Regions from separate parts of the Homo sapiens genome. Here region 1 is linked to region 2. A link is an interaction called in ENCODE POLR2A ChIA-PET data of the cell type or tissue named here. Cell type or tissue: PC-9. All regions are shown on one strand. Links, peaks and the distances in the headings refer to the core of each region. The heading gives the core; the rest is flanking DNA. Region 1 has its middle 15 kb from the start of C1S. Region 2 holds the start of LOC124902869 (a long non-coding RNA gene).

Evidence for each region. ChIA-PET counts read pairs that join two places held together with the same protein. Peaks named below come from ENCODE experiments on the same cell type or tissue, not always from the same donor. Only the 100,000 strongest peaks of a DNase experiment are listed, where the experiment ranks them.
Region 1: POLR2A ChIA-PET joins it to region 2 with 9 read pairs; 2 of 35 experiments call an interaction of 5 or more read pairs at or near these places.

What each region holds. Positions count from the first base shown.
Region 1 is chr12:7,071,501-7,079,884 of GRCh38, forward strand. No RefSeq gene overlaps it. Among named protein-coding and RNA genes, the nearest start is that of C1S, 15 kb to the left of the region's middle. In PC-9, for the core only: no CTCF peak of the experiment used is centred there; a DNase peak (open chromatin) is centred at 7,941; H3K4me3 peaks cover 120 bases; H3K27ac peaks cover 223 bases.
Region 2 is chr12:7,171,404-7,177,793 of GRCh38, forward strand. LOC124902869 (a long non-coding RNA gene) reads right to left here and starts at 3,276. Exons shown (of 2, transcript XR_007063196.1): 1 at 3,211-3,276. In PC-9, for the core only: no CTCF peak of the experiment used is centred there; a DNase peak (open chromatin) is centred at 4,338; H3K27me3 peaks cover 132 bases.

The DNA of each region.
Region 1 (8,384 bases), core at 3,119-8,118, 98 kb before region 2:
GCGTGCCTTAGTCCCAGCTACTCAGGAGGCTGAGTTGGGAGGATCGCTTGAGCCCAGGAGGTCAAGGTTGCAGTGATCATGCCACTGTACTCCAGCCTGGGCAACCAGAGTGAGACATTATCTGGAACAAAGCAAAATAAAAAAACCCCACCTCATTCAGAAATCCATGTACAATAGTTTGAGTTGGCTGTTTAAGATCTTCTTTAAGTAGAAATTGTTTCAATATGTGAACGGAAAGTTAATTTTCCTCTAATACTCATTGTATCATGCAATATTATGACAACAAAAAAGAAAAACTAAAGAAATTGAGCATGCTCTTGTCTGCTTTCCTGGTGGTTTTAATCAATTTGTGACAATGTTTTCATTAGACTGAACTCTGTACCAAGATGACATAGCAGAAAATCTCGGTAAGGATGGACCCCAAAACTCTCCCTTCTATTTTCTAGGGGAAGGAAAAGAAAAGATTCCTCTTCCAAAAGAATGATTAGTGATGAGAAATGACTACAGAATAGAGACTTAGCATTTTAAAAACTGAGGACAGGACAACTATCTTAGGACAGCGGTTGCCCTAACAGGGCGTCTTAGGAAAGCGGAGGTCTGAGAGGAAGAGCTGAGGGGGAATCTGACCTATTTGATGTGACACGTGGCTTTCAGGAGGGCAGTTTTTACTAGAAGCCAAAAAAGGTTGGTTTGGGCCCATCAAGAATGGACTTTGATATTCCATAGACCAAGAGGGCTAAATTCAACAGTTGACCTTAGACCGCAGGGTAAACGTGATGAGGTAACCAGAGGAACTCTAATTGAAGGGCCTGAAGAATTGAAGGGAATTACAACAGGGAGTCCCTGGGAGGATTATATGGTCAACCAAGCAGCATAAAGTCACTGTGTCACTCCTGAACTGTATGCCTCATAGCCACCTCCTCACCCTTCCTGTCATTGCAGGAGCAATGGAGTTGACAGTGTGCCCTGGGTGAGAGTGTTTCCGTGAGAGGAGGATTCTTCTAGAGATAAAAAGGCATTGGAGGAATATTAAGATTTAGAAACATGGTCTGTGAAAGGGATATTGTTCTTCTTTTTTTATACTTGGGGCAATAGCAAAAAATTAACCTGGAATCTGACAAGTAACAGAAAAAGGAAGTTCATCCCTCTCGGAGAATCACCAGTCTATTTGGGTTCTGCCCTTGCTGATGGGCTGAGGTATTGGTGAAGAATTTCCCTCTTTGCTGCCACCTTGTACGGCATGACGGGAATGGGCTTTGCATCGTTGACTGTGCTGCAAGGTCATTTCTCTGGGTGAATGGCAGGGAGAAGACCTAAATGAATCATGATCAGAGACTTCAGAGCTGGGAAGAGCTTGTCATCAGGTCCTAGAGGGGCTAGAAAGTCATTCATTGTGTTTAAAGGGTATCCATCGTAGTACCTTGCAAGTTACTTGGGAACATATGTCCGCTTCATCTGAAACTCAGGAAAAGAGTTAGCTTTTTGAAGAAGGTGAATTGTCACTTTTCTTTGGTCAGAAGAAAATGGACTGGTGGGTCAGCAACTCATGCCAGGGAGGAAAGACAATGTCCGGTGGTCAAGAGGGCTTGAACCTACTTGAAACTGGACCAGCCCAGAAGGGGCTAGAAGGGATCCTGGGACTCTAAAGTTTCCTTTACAGTGACTGCTAGAATCAGAAACATATTCAGTGGAAATGTGACTTTTTTCCTGCATATTGGTTATTATTTTAAAAATTGAAAATATGATGTGAGGCGTGGTGACTCACACCTGTAATCCCAGCACTTTGGGAGGCCAGGGAGGATGGATCACATGAGGTCAGGAGTTTGAGAGCAGCCTGACCAACACAGTGAAACCTTGTCTCTACTAAAAATACAAAAATTAGCCAGGTGTGGTGGCAGGTGCTTGTAATCCCAGCTACTCGGGAGGCTGAGGCAGGAGAATCGCTTGAACCTGGTATTGCAGTGAGCCGAGATGGCACCACTGCATTCCAGCCTGGGCAGCAGAGTGAGATTCCGTCTCACACACACACACACACACACACACACACACACACACACACACACGGACACAACACAGCTTTATTTAATCTTGATCAGATCCACAAACTCTGCCATGGTTTTTAAAATAATGATTTAACAAAACCCTTTTTCTTTTGACATATTCACAAGAAGTTGCAAAGTTAGTACAGAGAGGCGCTATTTCCCCTAATGGCTACATCTTAGGTAACTACAGTACAATATCTAAACCAGGAAACTCATGTTGGTACAATGTGCAAGGGCAGTTTTGTGTTATTTTACTACATTGGAGACTCATGTGAGCACCTCTGCAGTCAAGATACGAAACAATTCCATCACTACCAAGATTTCCCTCTTGCTACGTTTTGTACTCACATCCTTTTTTATTTTCTCTTACAATCATAAAAAGACACATTGGAAAGATCCAGCTTCTCTCATTTGTCCTAAGAGGAAATTGATTTTGGGTATGTCCACCCTTGAACCAGAGAAAAGCAGAGACTGGACATATTGAGGGAGATGAAGTTGTGGTAACAGGAACCACAACGGGGGAACCCCCCCCCCCCAGAGCAAAACCTACAGGGAAAGTCTCTGATGGACCTAGTTTCCTGAATGGAAGCATCTGTTTTAAAAAAAATCTCTCTTCCTCTATAAGGGACTACAAAGAACACAGAAGACCTGCAGCTGCCAGGAAGGAGCTCATTCTGATTGTAACCATTGTGTTCTGCCTCATCTCCAAATGGGCTGTTTGCATTGTGTATCTATCTCCCTTTAGGTTTAATGTGGAAACAAATCATTTCTTTTGTCTTCATTGCTTAAGGACTGAGTGTGAAATATTTTTGGCATAATATGCTCAGGTTTTTCTGGGCATCTGCCTATTCATGGATAAAATGAAAATGTTTCTTGATCTCTCTTAGACAGAAAGCAAGAAGAACTTAAGGTTTTTAACAGAAAAAATAAAAGAGGATGGCTAGAATAAAAATCCACAGAAATAGGGCCGGGCGCTATGGCTCATGCCTATAATCCCAGCACTTTGGGAGGCCGAGGCGGGCGGATCATGAGGTCGGGAGATTGAGATCATCTTGGCTAACACGGTGAAACCCCGTCTCTACTAAAAATACAAAATTAGCCGGGCGTCATGGCGGGCACCTGTAGTCCCAGCTATTCAGCAAGCTGAGGCAGAAGAATCATTTGAACCTGGGAGGCAGAGGTTGCAGTGAGCCTAGATCACGCCACCGCACTCCAGCCTGCGTGACAGAGCGAGCCTCTGTCTCAAAAAAAAAAAAATCACAGAAATAAAAATTCACAGAATAAAAATGCACGGAAGCAGGGATGAAAGCAAAAAAAGCACCTGAGCACCTAGTTGGGGGAGAAGTCAGGACAGCAGAGAAGAATCCTGGGGCCACTGCAGGTGAGTGTGTCAGATCTGAGTAGGACTGAAGAAGACCTAAAAGGGAGAATTTGGCCTTCTCATAGGGCCAAGCAGAGGCCGGTTGTGTGGGGCAGGGCTGACCCCAAAAGGCTTGACAGAGACCCCCGAGGAGAGGTTTTGGAAAACACTGAACACCTAGGTTGGACCTAGATGAACTTTACCTGCTCTGCCACATAATTGTGATACAATTTATGTAGAATTTTTTTCCAGCAATTTACGAAGTTGTCTCGAGTTTGCCTTAAGTGGCCCTAAGCCTTTCAGGTCTCTTTTCCCGGTCCTTGGTGGCTTGCCTCCGTTTTGGTGTCCTGTGTTGTCCTCACTGTCATCATCTATCCTCTGAAAATATGATTTTTTTTTCCTGCATGCCTGTTATTTTCCTTCCTTCCTTCCTTCCCTTCCCTTCTTCCCTCCCTCCTTCTGTTCCTTCCTCTCTCTCTCTCTCTCTTTCTTTTAGACGGGGTCGCACTCTGTTGCCCACGCTGGAGTACAGTGGCATAATGACAGCTTACTGTAGCCCCAAACTCCTGGGTTTAAGGAGTCCTCCCACCTCAGCCTCCTGAGACACTGAGACTACAGTCATGCACTACCACACCTGGCTAATTTTTAATTTTTTTGTAGAGACAGGGTCTCGCTATGTTGCCCAGGCTGGTCTTGAACTCTTGGCCTCAAGCAATCTTCTCTCCATGGTCTCCCAAAGTGATGGGATTGTAGGGATGAGCCACCACATCTGGCTCTTCTTTGGTTTCAATATGCTCACTTGACGTAATAAAACCCTGCTTCCTGTGTGCCTGAATGGTACGGCTGCTAGTGGCTAGGGGAAAACACACAAGCTCACACAACTGTCTCAAAAAAGGTGAGAATGTCTCACAAAAGAACAACTGTCTCCCTTTTAACTGTTGGCCATGAATCTCAAATGAACCCTTCATGCTCCCAGGCAATCAAAATTCCCTAATCCATTCTCAATCCCACTGTCCCAGATGACTATTTCATTTCTTCTCTCTTCTCACACCCCTGAAATTCTCCATCCTCATTCTCAGCTGATGACCTTATTTTCTACCTCACCAAGACACATGAAACCTAGCAGAGAGCTTCTACCACCACCACATCTACTGGAATACTGGCATCTGTTCCCTTACACTCAGCTGGCATGTGTGTTAACTTATCCGTTGGTGACTTATCCATGCTTCCAACTCGATTCCATCTCCACCCACCCCATCACCATTTCCCTCCCTATTGTGTAATTCCTATCTGTATGTTAACATGTTGTAATTCCTCTAAACTTAAGACAGACTTCTCTTGACCACAATTCCTCCAACAGCTTTCCCTATTTATTTGCTTCCGTTTGCAGCAAATTCCTTAAAATAATTGATTATACCCTGTTTCCAGTTCCTACTCTCCCGCTCTCTCTCCAACTTGGCTCTGGCTTTTCCCCCTATCATTCCACCATACTGTGCTTTTCTGGGTCACCAATGACTCTGACATTGCTCCATCCAAGGATGGATGCTCAGTCTTTATCTCCACCTCGATGCACTTTCTTTCCTTGGCTTCTGAGCACTGAGCTCCCCAGGTTTTCCTCCTACCTTGGTGGTCATGGTCCTGGTCAGCCTGGGCCCTACAACAGAGGCGAGAGCCTCCTGCATTCTCTTCCCAATGCCCTGTGGGGCATGACGGTTTCCAGGCTGGCTGGTGGCATCAGGCACTGTTCCCAGGCCTGGTGATTGCCGGGTGGCGTTCCCTCTGCTGATGTTATTGGGATTCTCCCCATCCCCAGGTAGTTTTCTCACATGTGAGTGCTGAGCAGTACTCAGTTAAATACTTGTGGGATCCTCTGCAGACTTCTGGCCATCTCTCTGTGTACCTTTCTCCTCCCTGATCCTCAGTTCTGTGACCTCCAGGGGCCTTGGTTTCCTGGATCTGGGCCTGTGTCTCCTCAAGTCAGGGAGCTGACTGAGTCCTACCTGGATTTCTCCTTCTAGCAACTCAGCTTGGAAACTCTCTCAAGGCAGTAAAATGGGCCCAGTCTCTCAGGCATCGTTGTCTTTTTTTGTCCAATGTCCAGTGTCTCAAAAACCGTTGTTTCATGTATTTTAGTCTTCTTTGTTGTTGTTTGGTTCAGGAGGTCGGTAAATCTCCTTCTTCTTGGCCCTAAACTAGTAGCCATCTGAAAATCAACATGTTCCAGACAGAACCTATCAGACCTGCTCGTCTCGTACTCATCCCCATCAAGCTGACACCATTTTCTCACCCCTCCCCTTCCAGTGTCTACTCCGTCAGGAAACCCTTTGGTTCTTCTTTAAGTTTTATCCATAATCTGACCACTTCTCACCACTTCCACTGCACCCCTGCTCTGAGCTACCATCACTTCTTGCCTGCATTACTGTAATTGCCACCGAATTGGTCCTTTTTATGCCCTTTTTCAGCTGTAGTATGTCTTCAATTCAGCAGCCAGCATGAGCCTTTCAATGTGTGCACACGGAGCACTCTGCCCAGAACATGGCGTGGCTGCCTGCGCATTCTCTGATGGATCAGGCAGCTGCTCACTTCAGGGCCCTTGGCTTCTTCCTGGAATATTCTTTCCCTAGGTCTCTGAATGTCTAACTTCCTCCGATCTTTGATACATGTCAACTTTTTCAATGAGGCTACTCCTTTACAATTTTTAAATTCTTATTTTCTATATTTTTTTAAATACAGAGTCTTGCTCTGTTGCCCAGGCTGGAGTGCAGTGGTGAGAACATTGCTCACTACAGCCTCGAATTCCTGCGCTCAAGTGTGCCTCCTGTTTCAGCCTCCTGAGTAGCTGGGACCACAGGCACACATCATCATGTCCAGCTAATTTTTAATTTTTTATAATGATGGAATCTCACTATGTTGCCCGGGTTAGTCTTCTTTCACGGTTTTTGTTTTTTTTTTTTTTTAAACATCTGATGTCACCAGTTGGTTCTGACCAGGTTGGTCTCGAACTCCTGGGCTCAGATGATTCTCCAGCCTCGACCTCCTAAAGTGCTAGGATTATAGGCATGAGCCACTGCTTCCAGCCTAATTTTTTTTTTTATTTAAAGAGCACCATCTATTTTTTGAATAGGTAAAACACCTACATGGTTAAAACTTTGAAAGATCAAAACAGCATACAGTGATAACTTTTCCTTCCACTCCTATGTCCCCCCAGAGACCACCAATATTTCTTGTATATCTTTCTAGTGATCTTTTATACACATGTAAGTGATATATGCCTACTCCTGTTATGTATACAAATAGTAGCATTTTATTATTTTATTTCATTTATTTTTGAGACAGAGCCTTGCTGTGTCGCTCAGGCTGGAGTACAGTGGTGTGATCATAGTTCATTGCAGCTTCGACCTCCCAGGCTCAAGCCATCCTCCCACCTCAGTCTCCCAAGTAGCTGGTACTACAGGCATGTGCCACCACCTGGCTACAAATGGAAACGGTAGCGTTTTATACATAATATTTTATACATTCTGCATTTTACTTGTTTTCACTTACCATGCTGTCTGTAGTAAGGATTGAATGGTTACATTGCATTTCATCATTTGGATATTCCATAATTTACCTGAAACTTTGGTACCAGATACCTTTCAGAATGCAGGATTCCAATATTTTGTTATTATAAACAATGCTGCAATGACTAACCTACATGTGCGGTTTATTTCATATGTGAGAAAATGTGGGCTGAATTCCTAGAAGTTGAATTGGTGAGTGAAAAGGCATATGTATTTGTAATTTTGGTTACCTGTTACCAAATTGCTCTCTGTAGGGATACATTCCGAAAAGCAATGTGTGAGAGTGTCTTTTTCTTTACATTTTCAACAACATGGTATATTATTTTTGCCAATCTTACAGGTAAAAAGATGGCATTTTATTTAAATATTTTCCTTATTATGAGTGAAATTAAGCCCCAAAGCCTCAAAGCAATTTATATTTTCTTTTCTGTGAACCATCTATTCACAGATCATTGGTTTTGCCTGTACTTTCCTATTCCAGTGCACTTTGAGAATAAGACACATATGAGTTTGGGGTGGGGGAATGGGAATTAGAAGGTCAGAGGAGTCATCTGAGTTTCCTGGGAACTCCTCCGATTATTAAAATAAGAAGAGGGCTGGGCACGGTGGCTCATGCCTGTAATCCCAGCACTTTGGGAGACCGAGGTGGGCGAATCACTTGAAGTCAGGAGTTCGAGACCAGCCTTGCCAACATGGTGAAATGCCATCTCTACCAAAGGTACAAAAATTAGCTGGGCATAGTGGCAGGCGCCTGTAATCCCAGCTACTCGGGAGGCTGAGGCAGGAGAATCTCTTGAACCTGGGAGGTGGAGGCTGCAGTCAGCTGAGATTGTGCCACTGCATCCAGCCTGGGTGATAGAATGAGACTCTGTCTCAAAAAAAAAAAAAAAAAAAAAGTTTAAAAAAAGTTAAAAAAAAACAACTCATCACTTGGGAATGTTTTAACTCTGCTGGTCTTCTGAAGTTCAGGCCTGTGTGTGCTGGGTCATGTAAAGTTGTTTAAACAAGTCTGGAACAGTCAATTGTGCAATAACACCATGATACTGTTCTATTACAAATACTTATAATGCTTAATCCAAGTTCTGTGTCCTTTTCTGATTTTTAGAGATCTTAAAGAATACAAGTGATTTAACAATATTGTTAGTGATTCAGCTTGGAAACAAAAATTTCATAGCACTCCTCTCCTAAGGAATATTTAGAGACTGGAAGATGAGCTGTTAAAAAAGCTGTTATAGGCTGGGTGCAGTGGCTCTTGCCTGTAATCCCAGCACTTTGGAGGCCGAGGCAGGCGGATCACTTGAGGTCAGGAGTTCGAGACTAGCCTGGCCAACATGGCAAAACTCCGTCTTTACTGAAAATACAAAAAATTTAGCTGGGCAGTGGTGACAGATGCCTGTAATTCCAGCTACTCAGGTGGCTGAG
Region 2 (6,390 bases), core at 1,391-6,390:
TTTGTGGTGTAAGAATGCCTTTAAGCAGTTTTCCGCCCTAGGCAGGCCAGGTGTTCCTTGCCCTCATTCTGGTAAACCCACAACCTTCCAGCATGGGTGTTATGGCCATCATGAATATGTCACAGTGCTGCAGAGATTTTGTTTATGGCCAGTTTTGGGGCCAGTTTATGGCCAGATTTTGGGGGGCCTGTTCCCAACATCTAAATATAATAGATACTTAAACAGTGAACTTTTTGTGTGGTTTAAAATCTTGAAATTGTGCAATGGTTCTCATCTATAAAATGTCAGTGTTTCATGGGCAGTGCAGGATTTCTTACATCCTTGGTTTATATAAAATATGACAAAAATTATATTCTTTATTGGGGAATAATAATAATAGTTTTTGTTTAATTTAAAAATTATTGAGAGGTTCAAAATATGAGGGAGCCAGTAAGTTAAAAAAATTATATAAAAAATTACAGATTAAAAGATTTTTGGCAAGTAAAAATATAAAGAATAATTTTGTATGAAGAGGGATCTTGTAAATTCTTGTCCTAAAATAAAATGACTCGTTATGTAAGAAAGAGATAGTATAAGACAAGTCAAAAAGTCCAAGCATATTGTATGGTCTGTGTAAGTCATGATAAGGTTTATGAAGGGGATTTATGTATGGAATTCTGGGTATAATTTAACTAGTTGTAATTAAAACAAAATCATTTAAAATAGACTTTCTGAAAAATGGTCTACATGCTAAAACCAAATTTTCATAAGATATTAATTTGCTAAATTATGGGAAATTTTACTTTTAATATTATAACATGGGGGCAGTACATCCAACTCAAATTCCAGAATTTCTTTTTTTTTTTCTTTGAGACAAGGTCTCACTCTGCAGCCTAGGCTGGAGTGCAGTGGCACGATCATAGCTCACTGCAGCCTTGACCTTTTGGGCTCAAGTGATCCCCCCTCAGCCTCCTGAGTAGCTGAATCTATGGGTATGCACCATCACACCTGGGGCATGGGTGTACAACTTGGCTTTTTCTCCCAGGAGGCTTAGCTATGGGCAAAAACTATAGACTCATTAAATGAACTCCGAGGCTACTCTGTATCCAAGGCTGACATTCTACTCAGTAGTTTATTCCTATCCCACACATGCCCAGCCTCATTTGTCTCACTACCCAAAATCCTCACCAGATGATTTGCTGTAAGATCATACAAGAGGATAACAACACTCCCATTATACAATGGCAGACATAAAGAACTTAAAAGTGCTTAAAACCCATTCCCTTTGGCAAAAGGACTAGTTGGCAAGCACTGAATAATAGTTAACTGCAAAACTAAGAGTAAAACAAAAGTGGGAATAGGAATGACAAGAGAATAATACAACAAACAAAATGGGAGGAAAAAGGAGAACAGCAGAAAAATCTCACTGATTCATTTTATGTAATAGCTACAAGTGAAAGGATATCATGTAAAGCTGACAAATCAAGTAGCAAAGAGTTGAGCATCTTCAAAAGTATAAAGGGTAAACATTAAGGAAGATTGTATGACTAAAGCTGAACAGGGGAAGGAAGGGAGGAGATGGAGGAAGAAAAGTTATAAGCTAGTCTTTTTTTGTTCATAGAAAGTAGCAATAGGATTGTCTAAAGAAAAAGGGAACTAAGTGTGTTAAAGGTAACCACTAGAACAATATTCCATTGTATGGATGTACCACAGTTGTTTATCCATTCACCTATTGAAGGACATTTTGGTTTTTCTTAAGTTTTGGCAGTGATATAGCAGTGGATAAAGCTGCTATAAACACTCATGTGCATGGTTTTGTATGGACAGGTTTCAACTCTGGTTAAATGCCAAGGATTGCTGGACTGTATGGTAAGAGTATGTATGTTTTGTTTTGTAGGAAACTGTTAAGACTATCTTTTCAAGTGGTCACACCATTTAGCATTCCCTCCAACAATGAAAGAGAGTTTCTGTTGCTCCACATCCTCACCAGCATTTGGTGTTGTCTGTGTTTTGAATTTTAGCTGTTCTAATATGTATGTAGTGGTGTTTCATTGTTGTTTTAACTTGTGATTCTCTAATGACATGATATTTAACATCTTTTCATATATTTATTTGTCATCAGTATATCTTCTTTAATGCAGTGTCTCTTCAGGTCTTTTGCCAATTTTAAAATTGACTTGTTATTGTTGAGTTTAAAAAAATATTTTGGATAACAAGCCTTTATCATCTTGTTTTAGTGTGGAACATTTGTTACAATTGATAAACCTACACTGACCCATCATGATTACTGAAATTCCATAATTTTCACTGGGCTTCACTCTTTGTGTTGTACATTCTGTGGGTTTGGACAAATGTGTAATGATATATATAATGACATGTATCTACTAGTACAGTATTACACAGGATAATTTCACCGCCCTAAAAACGCTCTGTGCTCCATATACTCATCCACACCCCTCCCTCCCCTTGAGCCCCTGGCAACCCCTGAACTTTTGACTGTCTCCATAGTTTTGCCTTTTTCAGAATGTCATATAGCTGAAATAATACATTATGTAGCCTTTTTAAATTGGCTTCTTTCACTTATCAATATGTATTTTAATTTTCTTCCATTTATTTTCATGACTTGATGGCTGGCTCCTCCCTCCCTCCCTCCCTCCCTCCCTCCCTCCCTCCCTTCCTTCCTTCCTGCTTTCCTCCTTTTCTCCCTTCTTTCCTTTACCACATTTGGCCCCTTGTGATATGGTGTGCCCCCCACTTCTCTGGGAATTGTAACAAACTATCTTTTCAATGGCAGTAATTTCCTGATCTGTTGGATTTACCATACCTAAAAATAATAAAACCAATTAAAACATTATCTACTGTGTGTGTCAGGCACAGTTCTAGGTCCTGGAGATCCAGCACTGAGCTGGCTGAAATCTCTGCTGTCATGGGGCTTACATTCTTTCTTGCAAAGCCCTTAGAGAAAACTCTAGTGGGTCATTTGCTATGGGATGAAGCAGGTGGAAGAGTCAGCAGGTGAATAGGTTCCCTGTTCTCTCAGCATTTTGAGGAGGGGGTTAAGAAGGCTCCCTCTTCCTATTGCTGTGACTTTTAGAAGGCAAGTGTGGGTGGCTTTGTGGCCTTGACAGTCTGAGTTTGAGTGCTAATCATTTACAGCAATACCTTGGAAAACATGAAGCCCAGCATCTAGAGACCTTGGAATATACTGAGATCAGGCATAACTTTTCTTACCTGGAGGAGAGGTTGGATAGCCAATAGTCACTAGGGAAGTTGAGTTCTGTCTGGAGTGGCATGTCCTGCTGGGAGAAAGAGGATGATGATCTTCCCAGCCCTCCAAGCTAGCCTCTTGCCAGGCAACTGGAAGGAGCTCCCCAGGTAATTCACCAGACAATCCTGCTTGTCTCCCACATTCTTATAGTTACTGAGAATGTGTTTAGCACAGTTCCTGGAACTGGAATACTCCCTAAAAATGTGAGTTACTTCAGTTATTGTCATCTCTTCTACAATAATGTGCAGAAGCAGGCACCTACACCCAAGAATAAGGATGTGAGAAGGAAGGAGACCCATGCTCCTGGGACTTATGCCTGGAATTATGACTTATGTTATATGACTATAACATGACATACCATCTACTATACTTTCCCTCTTTAATTTTAGCAGAGAATTTTTACCAGGTGCTACTAGGTGCTACCCTGAGACACGTAATATATCTTGCTCACCCTGTCATCAGCCAAAGTCTGTGGAATACAGGCTGTGTGTAACCAATGGTGTGTATTATCTCCTCTGTGTTACAGAAATATTGTGGGAGGAAGGGTACTCAGCTGGCTAAATTCTGCAGCAACAGGCAGTAGGAAACATACTCCACTTTCATCTGAAGAAGCTCAGTAATACTTTTTTTAATATATTTTATTTTTTAGAGCTGTTTGGGGTTCACAGAAAAACTGAGCAGAAAGCACAGAGAGTTCCCATATACCCCCTGTCCCCATCCCCAGACTTCCCTACTCTCAATATCCCTTACCAGAGGGTGCATTTGCTACAATTATGAACCTACATTGACCCATCATGGTCACCCACAGTCCATAGTTTTCAGTAGACTTCACTTGTTGTGTTGTAAGTTCTATGGGTTTTGACAAATGATATAAGTTCACCATTACAGGGTGGCCTCACTGCCCTAAAAATGCTCTGTCTTCCACCTACTCATCCCTCTTCCCTGACCTCCACCCCTTGGCAACTACTGATCTTTTTGCTGTCTCCATAGCTTTGCCTTTTCCAGGATGTCATATACTTGGAATCATATAGTATGAATCATTTTCAGATTGGCTTCTTTCACTTAGTAATATGCATTTAAGTTTCCTCCATGCCTTTTAATGGCTGGTTAGCTCATTTCTTTTTATTGCTAAATAACATTCCATTGTATGGATGAATCACAGTTTATCTGTTCCTCTACTGAAGGACATCTTGGTTTCCTTCTTCAAGTTTGGTGTTTATGAATAATATTGTGCAAAGTTTTGTGTGGATATGTTTTCAGCTCATTTGGTTAAATACCAAAGAGTGTGATGGCTGGACCATATGATAAGAGTATGGTTAGTTTTTGTAAGAATTTGCCAAACTGTCTTCCAAAGTGGCTGTACCATTTTGCATTCCCAACAGCAACAAAAAAGGGTTCCTGTTGCTCCACACCCTTGTCAGCATTTGGTGTTGCCAGAGTTTTGGATTTTGGCCATTCCAATAGGTGTGTAGTGGTCTGTCATTGTTGTTTTAACTTGCAATTCTTAATGACATATGATGCTAAGCATCTTTTCATATGCTTATTTGCCATCTGTATATCTTCTTTTGCCTATTCAGATGTTTTGCCCATTTTCAAGTTGAGTTGTTTGTTTTCTTATTACTGAGTTTTAAAGTCTTTTAAAATTTTGGATAACAGTCCTTTATGACGTATGAGTTTTGCAAATATTTTGTCCAAGTTAGTAGCTCGTCTTCTCATTCTCTTAAAGTGATACTTTTTAGAATCAATGAATGTGGTAGAGGTCTCACAGGAAGCCAGCTTGGGCAGCTGGGTGGGAGCAGCCTACTTGAAAAGGCTCCCATGGACAGGAAGCATGTATATTTGGTGGTGGTGGGACTGGTAAGGTTAAGCCCTGGGAGGGGATTTAAAGATAATGCAAATATCAGAGTAAATGCCTAAATAATAAGGAATTATAAATGATAAGAAATTAGGGAATTAGCATGAGGACTTGTGCTCAATAGGTGCCTAATACACACTTGTCGAATTATTGAATTAAAATGGACAATGAGACTGGCTCTTATAGAGGGCATTTGACACTACTTACTACATGACAGTCATAGATTTTAGAAACAGGGACTTTTAGAAATCTGTTGTGCAATCCCTTCAGGTTGTAGATGACAAAATGTGGTGAGTGTCAAGGTGAAGTTACTGAAACTCATAGATGCTGAATATAAGTAACTGGTTGGGCAACTTAAGTTTCATTTGTTTAGCTAATGCTTATTCCAAAAAACAAACAATGATATGATGTTTCTTCAATCGTCAAACATATGTTAGAAAACTTGAGCCTATTGTATTGACCCATATTTTTGCTTACTGCATTTTTCCTTATTTCATGATGTTCCTGAGTTCCTTCTTTTATTGTTTCCTTTCTGCTTTAAGAACTTCCTTTGGCTATTCAGTCAGGGTAGGTCTGATGGGGACAAATTCTTTTCATTTTCCTTAATGAAGCATGTCTTGATTTTCCCTCCATTCCTGAAGGATATTTTCAGTGGGTGTGTTGCAAAATAATGTCCTTCCCAAAGATGTCCACGTCGTACTGTCTGGAACCTGTGAATAGGTGAGGCCACATGGCAAAGAGAAATTACAGTTGAAGATGGAAGTTTCTAATTGGCCCACCTTATGTTCTTATTGTTGAGTTTTAAGAGTTCTTTTTATATTTTGGATAACAGTTCTTTATCACGTAGGAGTTTTGCAAATATTTTCTCCAAGTCAGTGGCTTGTCTTCTCATTGCTGCTATAAAAATTTTTCACAAACTAAGTGGCTTAAAAAAGTTATTACTGCATTCTCTTGGTGTGATAACTTTTTAGAATCAATGAATGTGGTAGAGGTCTTGGAGATTATCCTCCAGGATATGGAGAGAGAATGTAGAGATGATTCTGGATTATCCAAGTGGGCCCAATATGATCACTGAGGTCCTTATATGTGAGAGATGGAGGCGGCAGGGAGAGAACCAGAGGGATGACCATATTAGAGGGGCTTGGCCAGACATTTCTGGCTGAAGACAGAGGTAGGTGCCATGAACCAAAGAATCAGGTGGCCTCTAGAAGCTGGAAAAGACAAGAAAACAGATTTCTCCCTACTGCCTCCAGAAGGAGCATAGCTCTGCTGACTCCTCGGTTTTAGG